Linked DNA regions of Homo sapiens: region 1 is linked to region 2. The links are chromatin loops, found by intact Hi-C in ENCODE. Cell type or tissue: ascending aorta. All regions are shown on one strand. Each heading gives the region's core, and the rest is flanking DNA. Links, peaks and the distances in the headings are about the cores only.

Region 1 (6,996 bases), core at 1,743-4,242, 590 kb after region 2:
TGCCTATTCCAGTTTGAACTCTGCCACTCATTTGCTTTCTTGTTTTCCTTTGCTCTTGCTTCCTCTCCCTGAGCCTCAACTTCCATCTTTAAACCATGGAAGACTCTGGTAAATTATTGATCAACAGGAAAGGCCCTCTGCACTGATCTTTTATAGTCTGTCTAGTATTCAGCAACCTGGGATTACTGAATAACCAGCAATAGACTGTGAGAACAAGATGTGAGTCAAAGAAAGCATTGGTCCTTTATATTCCAGGCCATCAGAGAGGCTGCTCATAGTAGGAGTGGCCCCTGAAAAAGGCAGTTTGCCTTCCCCATATTTCTTGGTCGGAACCTGGAACACTATTTGGATATGCTCCCATTGGTCTCATTAAGCATCAGCCTACCATTGCAAGCTTTGTGCAGTTTCTCTGCACTTTTATAAGATCTCTAAGTCTCTCATAACAGTATATAAAGAGGGATTGTTGACTTCATTTTACAGAAGAGGAAAGACTTTGTCAGGGAAAGTGATTTGTCCAAGAACAAGAGCTGATATGAGGCTGAAGTCAGAGGACTGAAAACATTCAGATTTCTCAATTCTAACAAAGTGCTTCCTTCTTAAGTTTATTTTATTTCTAAATATATAAATTATACATTTTTAGACTATATAAATAATAGGTTACATAAATGATGTATTTATGCAATCCATTTCCACTGTAAAAATTTGTTATATATATTAATACATACAAGAAAATACCCCTTGACTCCAACTCAATGCTACCCCCCTCCCCAGAAGTAAATGCTTTTTTCACTTGGCTTATGTAATTCAAATGTAATTTTCTATGCATTTACATATGTATAAATGTACATGTATAACATATGGCTTTTTTTCTTATATGTAAATAAAATGATGTTGGTATATAATAATCTGCTACTTGCGTTTTCAACAGTGTACTCTAAACATCATTTCACATTAACACATATAGTTTTTTTTAGCTGCTGCGTATCCATTTCTTGCTATAGACATTGTATGGATTGCAGTGTTCTTTTGCATTCTACCTGCCTCCCATGTGTAAATGGGACATCTCCCGCATCAGAAAATCAGCCTCTGTTTTTCTGGGACTGTGCTAAACATAGCTGGAGTGGTTTCAATTTAAGTGGCAGCAGTAAGTTGACTTGGCAGGTTCCCTATTAGGGCAGGCCCACCCTTATATGGGCCTCCTCTCATTATGAAGGACCAAGAAACTGCCCAAGTTGCACAGGCTTTGGACTCATCCTGCAGGATGTCATCCTTTGACAGCATCCTGCTCCCATCAATTCCTAGATGTGTGCTTTTGAGCAAGTTATGTAACCTTCTAAAACCGAGTTTTCTCACCAGTAAAGTAGGAACATATTGATCATACATTTAAAGTGTTATTGCAGGAGGTATGGAAAGCACTTAGTAATGATCACTTTTAAAAATGCTAGCTTTCATACTGTCATGATTTCCTCTTTCTCAACAGCCTCACCAGTTCTGTTTCCTACTATCCTGGAATATGGTATGAGGAACAGGTTATGGAAAGATGAGTCCAAAAAAACCCCACACAGCACCCGCCCCCCGCCCCCCCCGCCACAAAAAACAAACAAAACCAAACTTGGCTGGGCGCGGTGGCTCACGCTTGTAATCCCATCACTTTGGGAAGCCGAGCGGGTGGATCACCTGAGGTCAGGAGTCTAAGACCAGACTGGTCAACATGGCAAAACCCCGTCTCTACTAACAATACAAAAATTAGCCTGGCATGGTGGCGGGTGCCTATAATCCCAACTACTTGAGAGGCTGAGGCAGGAGAATCGCTTGAACCAGGAGGCAGAGGTTGCAGTAAGCTGAGATCGTGCCACTGCACTCCAGCCTGGGCAACACCCAAACTTCTTTTGATAATAAAAGAAATTATACTGGAAGCAATACTACCTCCACTGGCATCACACTGTCCAGTTTACTGGCGGCTCCTATTGGAAACTAACCACTGCCCTATGGGGTGGGTGGTTATATTATTAGTTGTTACCATTTGACAGAAAAGAAAACTGAGGCTGAAGGGTAGGGGTTCCAACCATCTCCAGCTCTCCCATCAGTTGTTTGAGGAAGTCAAAAACTGAACTCAGGTCTTCAGATTCTACATATGAAGTCCCTGTAAGAATTGTGGTACTAGCTATTATTTAGGGAGACTGTTAGACCTACACACCTGGCAATGAGACACAATTCTCTCACTGATATTAAGTTATATATCATCCATGCAGTATTTTTAAGGCCTTTAAAAAATGTGCCAGGCACTGCACTGCACCAACAGCTGGTGATATAATTAAATGAATGAATAGGATATCTCAGTTCTCTATGGCAGGTGTGGCCAAACCGTGGCCTGGAGGCCAAATCTGGTCTATGAGCCTTCAGGATGGTGTTTTACTTTAGTAAATGGCTGTGGAAAAAGTTTTATTTTGTGACGTGAAAATTACATGAAATTGAAATTTGTGTCCATAAAGTTTTATTGCAACACAGCCATGCCCATTCGTTTATATCGTCTATGACTTTCACAATAGTTGTGCAGTTGCCACAGAGAATGTGGCCCATTGAGCCTAAAATATTTACCATTTGGACCTATATAGTTTGCTGACCCTTGCTGTAGAGCAATCACTCTCCAGCCCTTCGTATTATATATATATTCAGAGTGACTATCGTAGTTGGCATCTTCCAGATTTTTTTTCAGCTATTCCAGTCTTAGCAACTTTTGAATGATTTTAGCGCTGCCAGCTGTACTTCCACTGATCTAACAGTTTAGGTTAGGTTAGACAAAGACATGACTAAGCCAAAAATTACAAAGCAGCGGCCTCTTGTGGCTAATGTAAGCATTACTTAGATAATTTGGTTAACAGGTTACAGTGAAAACCTAGAGTTAGATTGTCTTCGCTCAGGGTTGGGAATCCCAGATTACTTTGAAATATCTAGGATATTCTGTATTTCCTGCCTCTTACCACACTTGTAATCTGTATAGTGAAACACACTTGTCTAATTATAAGTTAGCTGAGTTAAAAATAATGTAATAAGGAGACAATAGAATGAAGTACCCAATTGAATCACTCTTCCTAATGTAATGAGAATTTTTAGAGCCTGGGAAAAAAAGAGAACGTTAAGGAAAGACACTGATTAACGCGGAATATTTTGTGTTAGAAAAACTTGCTGGCATCCTTGTATTTCTGTCACGAAAAACAGAGGCAGCCTAGTGGGAATCAGAAATTGGGATTATTGTCCTACCTAGCCTAAAAACAGGTCCTAATTATGAGTGAGCAATTTTCCCCCTTGGGCTTCAATTAAGCCCTTGTAAATGAAGGGGCTGAACAAATCTCAAAGAAACTTTACACCTTTGACCATAATTTCATGTCTAGAGAAAATTTATAAAAATGTTCCACAGGCCTTCAGTTTAAGTAATTTGCTGAGGTCACTTGGCTGGCAAGTGACAAAGCCATGACTCTGCAGGTGTTAAAGCTTTTGCTGACGACCCTTGACACTGTAATACTATGTATATCACTGCCTTATCAGGGCAATTAATTCCTCACCTTGAAAGGGGAGAAAGGCCATCTCCTGATGACAAGAAGTTTGGAAAATTCTGCTGTTCCCAGTATTGCCTTAAAGAGCTCTGCCTGTAATCCTAGTACTTTGGGAGGCTGAGGCAGGCAGATCACCTGAGATCAGGAGTTCCAGACCAGCCTGGCCAACATGGTGAAACCCTGCCTTTACTAAAAAATACCAAAAATTAGCTAGGCATAGTGGCGGGTGCCTATAATCCCAGCTACTCCGGAGGCTGAGACAGGAGCATCACTCGAACCTGGGAGGCAGAGGTTGCAGTGAGCCGAGATCATGCCATTGCACTCCAGCCTGGGCAACAAGAGTGAAACTCCATCTCAAAAAAAAAACCAAACCAAAAAAAACAAACAAAAAAAGTTATGTGAGTTGAACATCTTGTAGCTAAAAACTTTCAGAGATCAGAAATTGGATTACACTGGAATCTTACCTTAGATACAACTCTATATATACACTGCTTTTCTGTGCAGTATTTGCTACTCTTCTTTAAAAAGAGGGATTCAGGTCCAAGGCAAGAGAAAAGTTTTTAATAAACTTTTATTTTATATTCAAGATAAAGCATATACACAATTCAATGTGGAAATAAATTACTAGAAATACTCTGGAAACTTTTCCATTTCCCTCTCAAACTCACTTTTTTTTAAGCTCATAAGTCTTTTTACTTGATTTTAAGAAACATGGCAACTATAATACTAAGAAAGAACTACAGCTTTGTACAGAAACATAGAGCCTTGTCTTGACTATAAGGTTTAGTTGGTGTTTTAATAACAACAAAAAAGCACAAAAGACACAAACACTCTTCAACAGGTTTACTCAAACAGCTTCGCTCAAGAAGAAAAAGGCACAGATTTAAAGGGATGACAATAATCATTAAGAATGAAGTAAATGGAGACTCAGTCAAAAAATGATACTTCATGAATTAAGTCAAGAAAAACAAAAGTCTTTCAAATTATCTGTCTTCCTTAAAATGAATTTTTAAATTAAATTGTATAAACATATGATATAAAGTTGGTACTTTAGGAAGCGTCTTTGTATATTTTTTATGTACAAATCTTTGTATACAATTTCGATGTTCCTTATATATTCCCTATATAGCAAACCGAGCCAGGACCTCCCAACTGCATGCCTCAAGTCCCTGTGGAGCACTCTGGCAGCTGGATGGCCCTACTTGCTTTCTGACAAAATAGCTGGAAAGGAGGAGGGACCAATTAAATGTAGTCATCTTCAACTGGCTCTCCATTGACATCACAATAGTGGATAAAAATTGCCACTACTCGCTGAAATACACCCTTCTTCATCTGACGCATCTCTGAAATTTCCTCTCCTATTGTTTCCATACAGATGTCTGCAGACAGCTGTCCTTTCCTTCTAGGAGCATAGATAGTGCCTTTGAAATTAGAAATAAAAGGAGAGATACATATGATAATCAGAATCATTTGGAAAATCACTGATAAGCTGGTCCATAGGACAGTCCCATATACTGCACTATAATGTAACTGATGCATGAATAGGTCAAGGAATGGGTCACCACCAGTTTGTTCTTATGTTTGATGCCTAAGACAGAATACATGCTTAAAGTCTCAAGGTAAAAATACTGCACCAAAGGCAAGTCAGACACATGCACATGTAGTTCATAAAATCCATTTCCTTATAAAGTATTTTTAAAAAACCTTTGGTTAACAATAAATATTCAAGTATGCTACCACTTAGAGAAACTACATTCAAAAATTTCTCCCCTAATTTCTACACCTAAATTATAAGTTTCCACACAATAAGCAGCTCATAACTAGCAGGAGAATAATACAATTGGAACAATTTTGAAACAATATAGTTGAAGTTATTTAATAAATAAGATTATAAATATTTAGGTAATATAAAAATCTTGTAGGAAAATCTGTCTAAAGGAATCCTTTCTACCAGCCTTTATATATCCCTAGTAAGTCCACTGAACATCTACTGCACAAATAAAGAACTGTTTTGAAGTGAGTAAATACAAATTATTTCTATGGGAAACCATTTAACACTGCACTGCTCCTAACTCACAAAAAGATATTAAGTATGTAACACAGTAGGCTATACTTAAACTAGAGAATAGATGTCAAGTCAGGTCATAATTACTTTCTTCATCGTCTTCAAAGTCGTATCGAGCGAAGCTGTTGGGCTCTGCAGCTCGTAATGACCTCAGCCAAGGGAAGTCAGAAATCATGGAATATGGAGCTCCATCCACAACACCTAAAAGACAAATGTAACATTGCTAACTGGCGTGGGAGTGCTGACAGAGCCAAATTCTGCAGTATTTTGTAAGCAGAATGTAAAATATAAAATAAAGAGAGTGAGTCAGGTGTCCTCAAATCATTTCCAGCTATCAAACTAATTTGTAATTTCTGTTTACGTTTTATGTTTCATCACTGGTTCTGATTGTCCTAGAAATAGTAAAGACTCATACAGGCAAAGCAATCTTCATCTGGCTCCCACTTCTTGCAGGTATTAAAATCATCCATATTTTGAAGAACTGTAGGACCCCCATTCATATCTTCCCTAAGGCATGTTCGGTCATCTAGTTAATAGCTATTCAACTTTCTTTTTTTAAAAAGTGTAATTCTCTACATTTGGGTTACTGCTTGCTGTAAGCCCAAACCAGTTTGACTAATTGATTGATGGATCATTCATTCATCCGTGAATGAGAAAGGGCCAGGTTTTGTTTCCCAGGCCGGTCTTGAACTCTTGGGCTCAAGTGATCCTCCCACCTCAGCCTCCTGAGTCGCTGGGATTACAGAGGTAAGTACTGCACAGGCTATTTAACTTTCTAAACATTTGTAAATACTCACCTTCTAAAGTATAGATTTCTCTCCCCCAGGGGTACTTGGGGTATTTCTTTAAGTCTTCTTCACTTCGAGTGGCTTCAGGGAAGAATTCATATTTAATGAGCTCTCTGGAAGCAACAGGAAAAATTAAGTAAAAATTACAAAACTGGAAATAATTAGTGTCGGGTAGGAAGGAACCATCAAAACTGTTTCGGACACAGATTCTACCGAACATCTCAAACAAAACATCAAATACCTAACGGAAGTAGGATACACTCAAACTAGAGAATCCAAGTGTAGTCAGGTCAAAACTACTTTCTTCACTATCTTCAAAATCATATCAGGGAAAGAAAGTCACTTTCTAAGCATATGTCTTCTACACAAAAGGTGCTTAATGCAACATTTATATAACAAATTTATAAAAGTCAAATTTTCTGATGATATAGAATATCATAGTCTTAAGATCTTCTTCAAGTTGATCTCTTTTTCATGCCCCAAGGCTAAATAATGTTACAAGTACATGTGCAATCTGTTCTTGTAATTTTTACCTGAGTTTTAAAGATCATAAATATATACACATGCTTTTTAGTTTTAAGTCCTCATT
Region 2 (6,996 bases), core at 2,325-4,824:
GTAATAAGGCTAATGTTTATTGAGGGTTGACCAGGTACCAGGCATTGTGCACTGTATCTCTTTGATTCTCTTTAATATTTATAAGCAGCAGGTATTCCTATTATCCCCATTTTCCAGTTGGGGAGACTGAGGGTCATAGAGGCCAAAGGAGCTGGAAGGACATGGAGAGCTTCTCTGGTCGAGTGGTTCTCACACACTGGTCTGTGGATTTGTGCCAACCATGACAAAGCATTTACATTACAGTGGCAAAATCAGACAAACCAGGACAATACAGTGAGCTTTCCAGTTTCCCATAAGCTATGTTTATTCATTTTTAAGGCATATCCGCTATCTGAGAATCTTTTTTTGTGTTTGTTAAAACATTTTTTCTTTGGTGAAAGTGGATTGTAGTTCTTTTAAAAATATGTCCTAGTTTGGCAAAATGAAAAGCAAATTGTCCTGTGTCATTCCTGCCAATTTTTGGGTGGGGAGGGGAGTGAAATGTTACTGGTCCTTGACATTCTAAAGTCTGGGAACCCCTCATTTTCTATTGCATTGGAAGGTGATGGGAGGCTCAGCTGTTCATGTCTTCTGTAGCTGATCTGTGTGCTATTTTCCACAGGCAGAGGACGCTGTAAGGCCTTGACGGGTTATGAGCCAGGAGAAAAGGATGAACTGAATTTCTACCAGGGAGAAAGCATTGAGATCATCGGCTTTGTCATACCTGGGCTTCAGTGGTTCATTGGAAAGTCGACAAGTTCAGGACAAGTGGGCTTTGTCCCCACCAGGAACATAGATCCTGATTCTTATTCCCCAATGTGAGTATTGACAGTGAGCATGTCCTGGAGCTGGGCTCCCTTTCCCAGGGTTCCCTCCCCTCTTTGAGCAGATTTGCAGTTGAGCTTCGAGGGTGCCCTGGTGACATGGAGCCAGAAAAGCACATGCTGACACCAAGGTTGATACAGAGAGTGATAGAAAGGAGAGAATGCGTCAGTTCAGTTTATTTTAACAGGTGGTCACTGAGGACTTCCTCTGTGCAAGGAGGGAAGCAAAACTCCAAGACAAAGGGCATGCTGTTAGGCACTGAGGGTGTGGTTTTGGTACTTGGATCCTGCTACCCACACTGTCTAACCACAGGGCCCCTTCAGAGGAAGGGCACACACGGGGAGAAATAGATTAGCAGCATGCTGATCCCACATAGGGCTGGGAGGTGGGTCCCATGTAGATCTTCACTCATTCAGCTTTCAAGCTGAATGCCAATGTGTGACTTCAGCATTGGCTAGGAGGGCAGAGTGTTTCTCTTACTCTTTTCTGCCTTGAATCCAGAAAGGCTGGTTCTGAGGAGCAGACCCATCTGCCTGGCCAATCAGGAGAAGGTGATCAGCCTGCTCCACCCACCCTGTCATGGAAGGACAGAGATATCGGGTATTGCTCCATCTTTTTGGAGTGGGCTTCCTATGTGGGGATAGGAAACAGTAGAAAGCCTGGGCGCAGGAAGTACACGAGGAAAGGGAGAGTTGGCTCCTAACACTGACACAACATAGCGCCCTACACTGGGAAAATGTGGCCCCAGAAATGTCTAACGATCTGAACAGAGACTTAAATTCTTTCTCTTGTGGGAAATAGCCAATGAAGAGAGCAGACCAAGGGGCAGAAGCTCCCTGTAAGCCCTGCCCTTCGTGGGGAGAGGAGGAGACAGAAGGTTATTTTTTTTCTATGTAGAAATGTGGGAGTCCAAATAACTATAAACAAGGAAGACCACTCACTGAGCTCCTGGAGAGGTATGGAGAACTATCGGGACTTGTAAGGAAGAAAAGGATATCAAGAGAACTTCATGAAGAAGGGGACATGTGAATTAAGCTTTGCACAATGTAAAATATTTCAACAGATGTTGATGGGAAAAGAGGTCATAGGTAGGAAAGTGAGTCAGTGCTTGAAGAACGACTCATGTAGTTTGGAGGAAGTTACCAGAAGGTCACTGGTGCAGCAAAGGTGGGTCCATGCTCTGGAAACCTGGGAATGCCTGTGTGAGGGCCCTTTCCTTAACCTGGCAGAGAATGGGGAGCTACTGCATGTCTCTGAGCAAGGGTGACATATTATATGACTGGACCTTTTCTCTAGGAAATGAAACCTGGCTTTGGGGGAGGCATGCATCATCAGGGGGAATCTGGAGGCAGGAGACCAGCGAGAAGCCCACGGTGGCACTTAGAAAAGGGTGAGAATGGAGAGGAAGGCCACTGCTGAGGACCAATGGACAGGAAGTCAAAGATTCCAGGAGCTTTACAAATATGGACACCTGTGTTCTGCCTCCAGAGGCTGTTGTGTAACTGGTCTGGATGGAGGCTGGGCAATTATATTGATAAAAGCTCCCCAGGTGGGGCTGGTGGGCAACCAAGGTGAGAACATTGCTCTGAACCACCCCTTCATGTTACCACAGGGGGAACAGAGGACCCCAGGGATGAAGGAGCTGAACCCAAGGCCTTCCCTCTGGAACTTTAGAATCCTGACATTAAATCCAGTGAGCTCTCATTAAATGTCCTGGTGATTTTAAATCCTGACATGAAATCCAATACATTCTGGTGAGAAGTCCCAGTGAAAGGGAGAAAGAAAAAAGAGGATGGAAAATAGGAATGGGGGAAGAACCCTGGAGGATGCCTCCATTTACAGAGCAGAGGAAGAGAGAACGCAGAGAGGAAACAGAGGAGCCACAGAGAGGAAGAAACAAGCTGCGGGGGAGGCGGGGCTGACACCTGTGCTGTCATCAGAGAGGTACAGCAGGGCCAAGTGAGGAAAGAAAGGCCTTTGGGACTGGCCATTGGTAGGTCTTCTGGAAGCACAGTAGCTACATGGCTTACAGAGTTGTGGAGTCAGGGTCCCCAAAAGGCATTCATGACCATGTGAGTGCAGCTTGTGCCTCCACTGGCTTACCAGCTCCTTGTCTTTGGACATATTCATTTATCTCTCCATGCCTCAGTTTTCTCATCTGTAAAATGTGTAGAATGTTAGCACTTGCCTAATAGGATTGCCGTGACTTTAAATGAGCTAATAATACACACAAAGCCCTTAGAATGGTGCCTGGCACAGTGTGTGTGTGTGTATGATCCACAGGCACTTGTTCTTATTGTTGTTTGTGTCATTGCCGTTGTTGTGGGTGGTGATCTTGAGAGGCAGTTTTAATAGGATATTGGGGACAGATGTCATTTTCATAACTTATATTTGGACTTCTGCACCTCACGCTAATTTACCTCAAATGACAGTAAGTCAGCACTACTGAATTAATTCAGTCATCATATTTTCACTGGCTTAGTTGTAAGGGGTCCTCTCACACTGAAGAGCAGCGTCCTCTGTGCTGTGTGAGGTGGACTATGACATTCTCCTGTGCCTGGTCAGTTGTGGGACCCAATGCACCAGAGATTGCACAATTGGTACCGAAGGGGAAAATGAGTCAGAAAACAGGGAGGGGTGGCACAAGGAGAAGAGGGGAACTGGCTCCTTGCATATCCCCCAAAGCACTCTCCAGATATCAGAGCTCCTTGAATCACAGCAACAGAGGGATGGGTTTTGAGCTCAGAGGAATGACCCAACTCCACGCAAGCAAGCCGCTGAAGTCTCTGCACGCTGCCGTCCGACTGGCCACTGGGTGTCACTCTTGTCTATGTTTGCTGGGTGTCAGGGTCTGAGAAGAAATTCAGCCTTTGCTGAAGTCTCCATCTTCTCCGTGTAGGTTTTCTTTTTGTGCTTGTGTATTACTCCCTAAAGTATGTGTGTATACTTAAGTGCCTAAATTAAAAAAATAAGTCAGATTGATAAATTAATGTACTCAAAACCAGAAAAAAGAACATAGGAAAAAAGCTAGTATTTTATAGTATTACAGTTAGAAAACATTCTTTTGTTACATTCCTTCTTTTATTCTTCATATTGCCTGTGTCTTTATAATTCAATTTCTTGTGGAATCTATTTTTGACACTAATAATTTTGCCATTGGTCTCATAGCCATTTATTTGCATGATGTGTCTACGTGTAATATATTTTATTACATATTGACAGCAAGTTGTCCACTTCTTCTTCATAGAGTATCTATTTTAGTAGCTATTTTCAGTGAAGATCTGTGGGTTATAAATACTCTCAGTCCTGAGTCTTGGCCTGTCTTAAATATATATAACACTTAACATATACTCTTGAATTATAATTTAGCTAGGTATAGCATAACATCTTCAAAGTTTGCAGGAAAAAATAACTTTAACTATAAAATTGCAAATCCATGTTGCCAGGGCCTTGTCCATTTTGCTTGTCTTTTCAGAGAATCATTTTTTCTTTTGTTGACCATCTTTATTGATTTTTGTTTTTATAATGATACTTCATTAATGACAGCATTTGCTTTGATTATTTTTGTCTACTTTCTTTGTTTTTATTTCATTAATTTATGATCTTATCTTTCATATTCAATTCATTCATTCTATAAAGTTGAACTGTCAATAGTAATTAAACCAAGAAAGGAGGCGTAGGAGAAATAGAGAACTTAAAAAGACCTGTAAGCATAAAGAAATGGACATCATGTTAAAAATGATATTATATTTATTTATTTTGCTCAGGACTTGGTGTGTTTCTTCAATATGAAGATTCATGTCTTTCTTCAATTCTGGAAAATTTTCAGTCCTTCTTCCTTTGAATATTGCCTCTCTCTCGTTCTTTTTAGTCTCTCTTCTGGAATTCCTATTAGAGGTACGTTGGACTTACTCTATCCTCATTCTTGCTTAATCAGTTCTTTTATATTTTTTATCTTTTTGTCACACCAGGCTAAATTCTGATTGATTTTCTTGACATAATCTTCAGTTTCACTAATTCTCACCTCTGCTATGACTAAACTTGCTGTTTAACCCACCCATGTAGTTCTTAATTTCTGTGCCTTTATTTTCCATTTTCTACGATTTATATTTTGCTATTTTTCATATATGGCTGTTTCTTCTCACAGTGCTCCATCTTTTCATTGTAGCTTCTATTTTTTCTTATTATTTCACCTTTTTAATCATTCATATAAATTCTTCTTCAGATTATTGTCATTTCTAGTTTTTTGTAGTGTTAATATAGTTATTTGTGTATCTGCTGGCTCTCGTTGTGAATAGTTCATTTTATTGCATGGTTTGTATTTTTTGTTACATGAACTAATTTTCAACATTTTAAAAGATGGGTTTTATATGGATCCTGGACTGAAGAAAACCTTGCTGACTAGGTTTTGCATTTGCTTCTCCTGGAACCTTAGGGAGTAATGATCCAGGACTGATTTTTTACTATTAATTCTTGGATCGTGGTACCAACACCAGGTAGTGTAAATTCAGATCCCACACGTCCCAGTGGCATAAGCCTAGGTGTTTGATGTTTTCCAGGGACTCAAATAGATGAAAAGTGTGTTCTCGGCAGGTAGGAAGAAATTTTTCAATCTGCTCTTTGCTCTTTACAGAAGTTGAACTCTTTCAGACTCCAGGGAGTTTAATGGGCTCCCTGCTTCAGGCAGGTCTAAATCACATCTCCTGTCCTTGGGGTGGGCATTAGAAGGTCAACCCCAGTTCTGAAGGCCAGAGTCCCAGCTGAAACCACCAGGAGCTCTGGGCCATCTGCTTTCACCTGCCAATCTGGGTTTGGTTTTTGCTTTTGTTACTGGCTTCCAGTGATTTCCCTTTCTTTCTTTAAATAATGTACTAAAATATTCATCTTTGTTACAGATTTTTCTATAGATATGGGGGAGAGTGGCCCTTTTAGAGCCCTTTAACCTGCCATATTGCCAGAAGCTTTGCCATGTTCTTCTAACCCAGTTTTCATGTTTGGAAATATCTAATGCAATTTGTCAAGCTTCTTGGCCTTTCCCTAAATTCTAAATTCTCGTAAGTTGTCCTGGAACTCAGGACTTTAGCAGATGTTGTGAGGCAATGCACGCAGAGGTAGAAGACCTCAGTTTTAGTTTCAGCTTTACCACTTTCTAGCCATGCAATTCTTAGCATGTCACTGAACAGTTCTGAATCCTTTTCTTAATCTACAAACATGGATTAAAAAAACCTGCACCATAAAGTTGTTATAAACAGTAAATGAAATAGTAAATTTAGGAATACATTGTAAAATTTAAGAGATCTATAAAACTTTGGGATCAATTTATCCCAGTTGAATTTAGTTGTAGATTTCAATTACATGCTGTTTTGAGATTAGAAGCTTCCGTGGTGTTGGGGGGAATCTGGCGATCAGCCCAGGGAGATGGGGGCCCAGTCAGTGTGGTACTATTAATAGTGTTCTCATCATGGGCTTTCAAACTACATTTACCTGAGTTATGGGGACAAATGGTAATGGCTGATTACAGTACCCCCATCCCATCCCCTCCTTGAACACTGCTTTAATTAGAGAAGTTCTTATGTCCTGCTCTACCACTCCCTAACCACCAACTTCATTTTGCTGTGCCTCAGTTTATTCGTCTGTAAAAAGGATAAGAGTAGTACGTGCCTTGTATGGCAAATGTGTGGATTAAATAAAATAACAGTATCTGGTTCTTCATACCACTTCCTCCCAAAGTATTAGCTATTATTAACTCCTGGGCTTCCAAGTTAATTTTGTTTTCAAAATGGGTTCTGACATTAAAACATTCTCTATTTAGAACTAAAAGTGGCCTAAAAAATTGTTTAGATAGATGCAACCCAGTAGCTTCTAAGGCACTTCTAGTTTTTTATTATTTAATTCTATAACAAATCTCTAGTAAGCAAATTAGGCTTAACAGTTAGTTTACACAACAGCATGAGTATCAAGATCTTTATTGCTTATAATGATTTCTTTCAGCTCCCCTAATCTTCCTTTTACCCACTTCTTTCCCTTAGCGATTCCAATCCTCTTAATGTTGACTAAACTGTTGTTCTATGCCATGGAATCAGACCTTAACAATGGTGAAAGATTCCTCTGACCATGGTCAGATTTTCTTCATTGTTCTTCTAGATTGTGTCACTTGTCCCTTGCTTTTTCTTGAAGTAACCTAAGGACAAA

Evidence for each region. Hi-C counts contacts between places; a loop is a spot of excess contacts. Peaks named below come from ENCODE experiments on the same cell type or tissue, not always from the same donor. Only the 100,000 strongest peaks of a DNase experiment are listed, where the experiment ranks them.
Region 1: a loop joins it to region 2, with 5 times the contacts of the local background. A loop is called at or near these places in 47 of 110 quality-filtered maps.

Annotation. Positions count from the first base shown.
Region 1 is chr5:148,439,948-148,446,943 of GRCh38, reverse strand. It overlaps FBXO38 (F-box protein 38), which reads right to left. Exons shown (of 22, transcript NM_205836.3): 20 at 6,417-6,520; 21 at 5,707-5,820; 22 at 4,108-4,975. The coding sequence ends at 4,797. Among named protein-coding and RNA genes, the nearest start is that of FBXO38, 59 kb to the right of the region's middle. In ascending aorta, for the core only: a CTCF peak has its summit at 2,846 (motif pointing left); a DNase peak (open chromatin) is centred at 2,803.
Region 2 is chr5:149,032,096-149,039,091 of GRCh38, reverse strand. SH3TC2 (SH3 domain and tetratricopeptide repeats 2) reads left to right here. Exons shown (of 17, transcript NM_024577.4): 8 at 602-797. Among named protein-coding and RNA genes, the nearest start is that of MIR584, 27 kb to the left of the region's middle. In ascending aorta, for the core only: a CTCF peak has its summit at 3,617 (motif pointing right); a DNase peak (open chromatin) is centred at 3,601.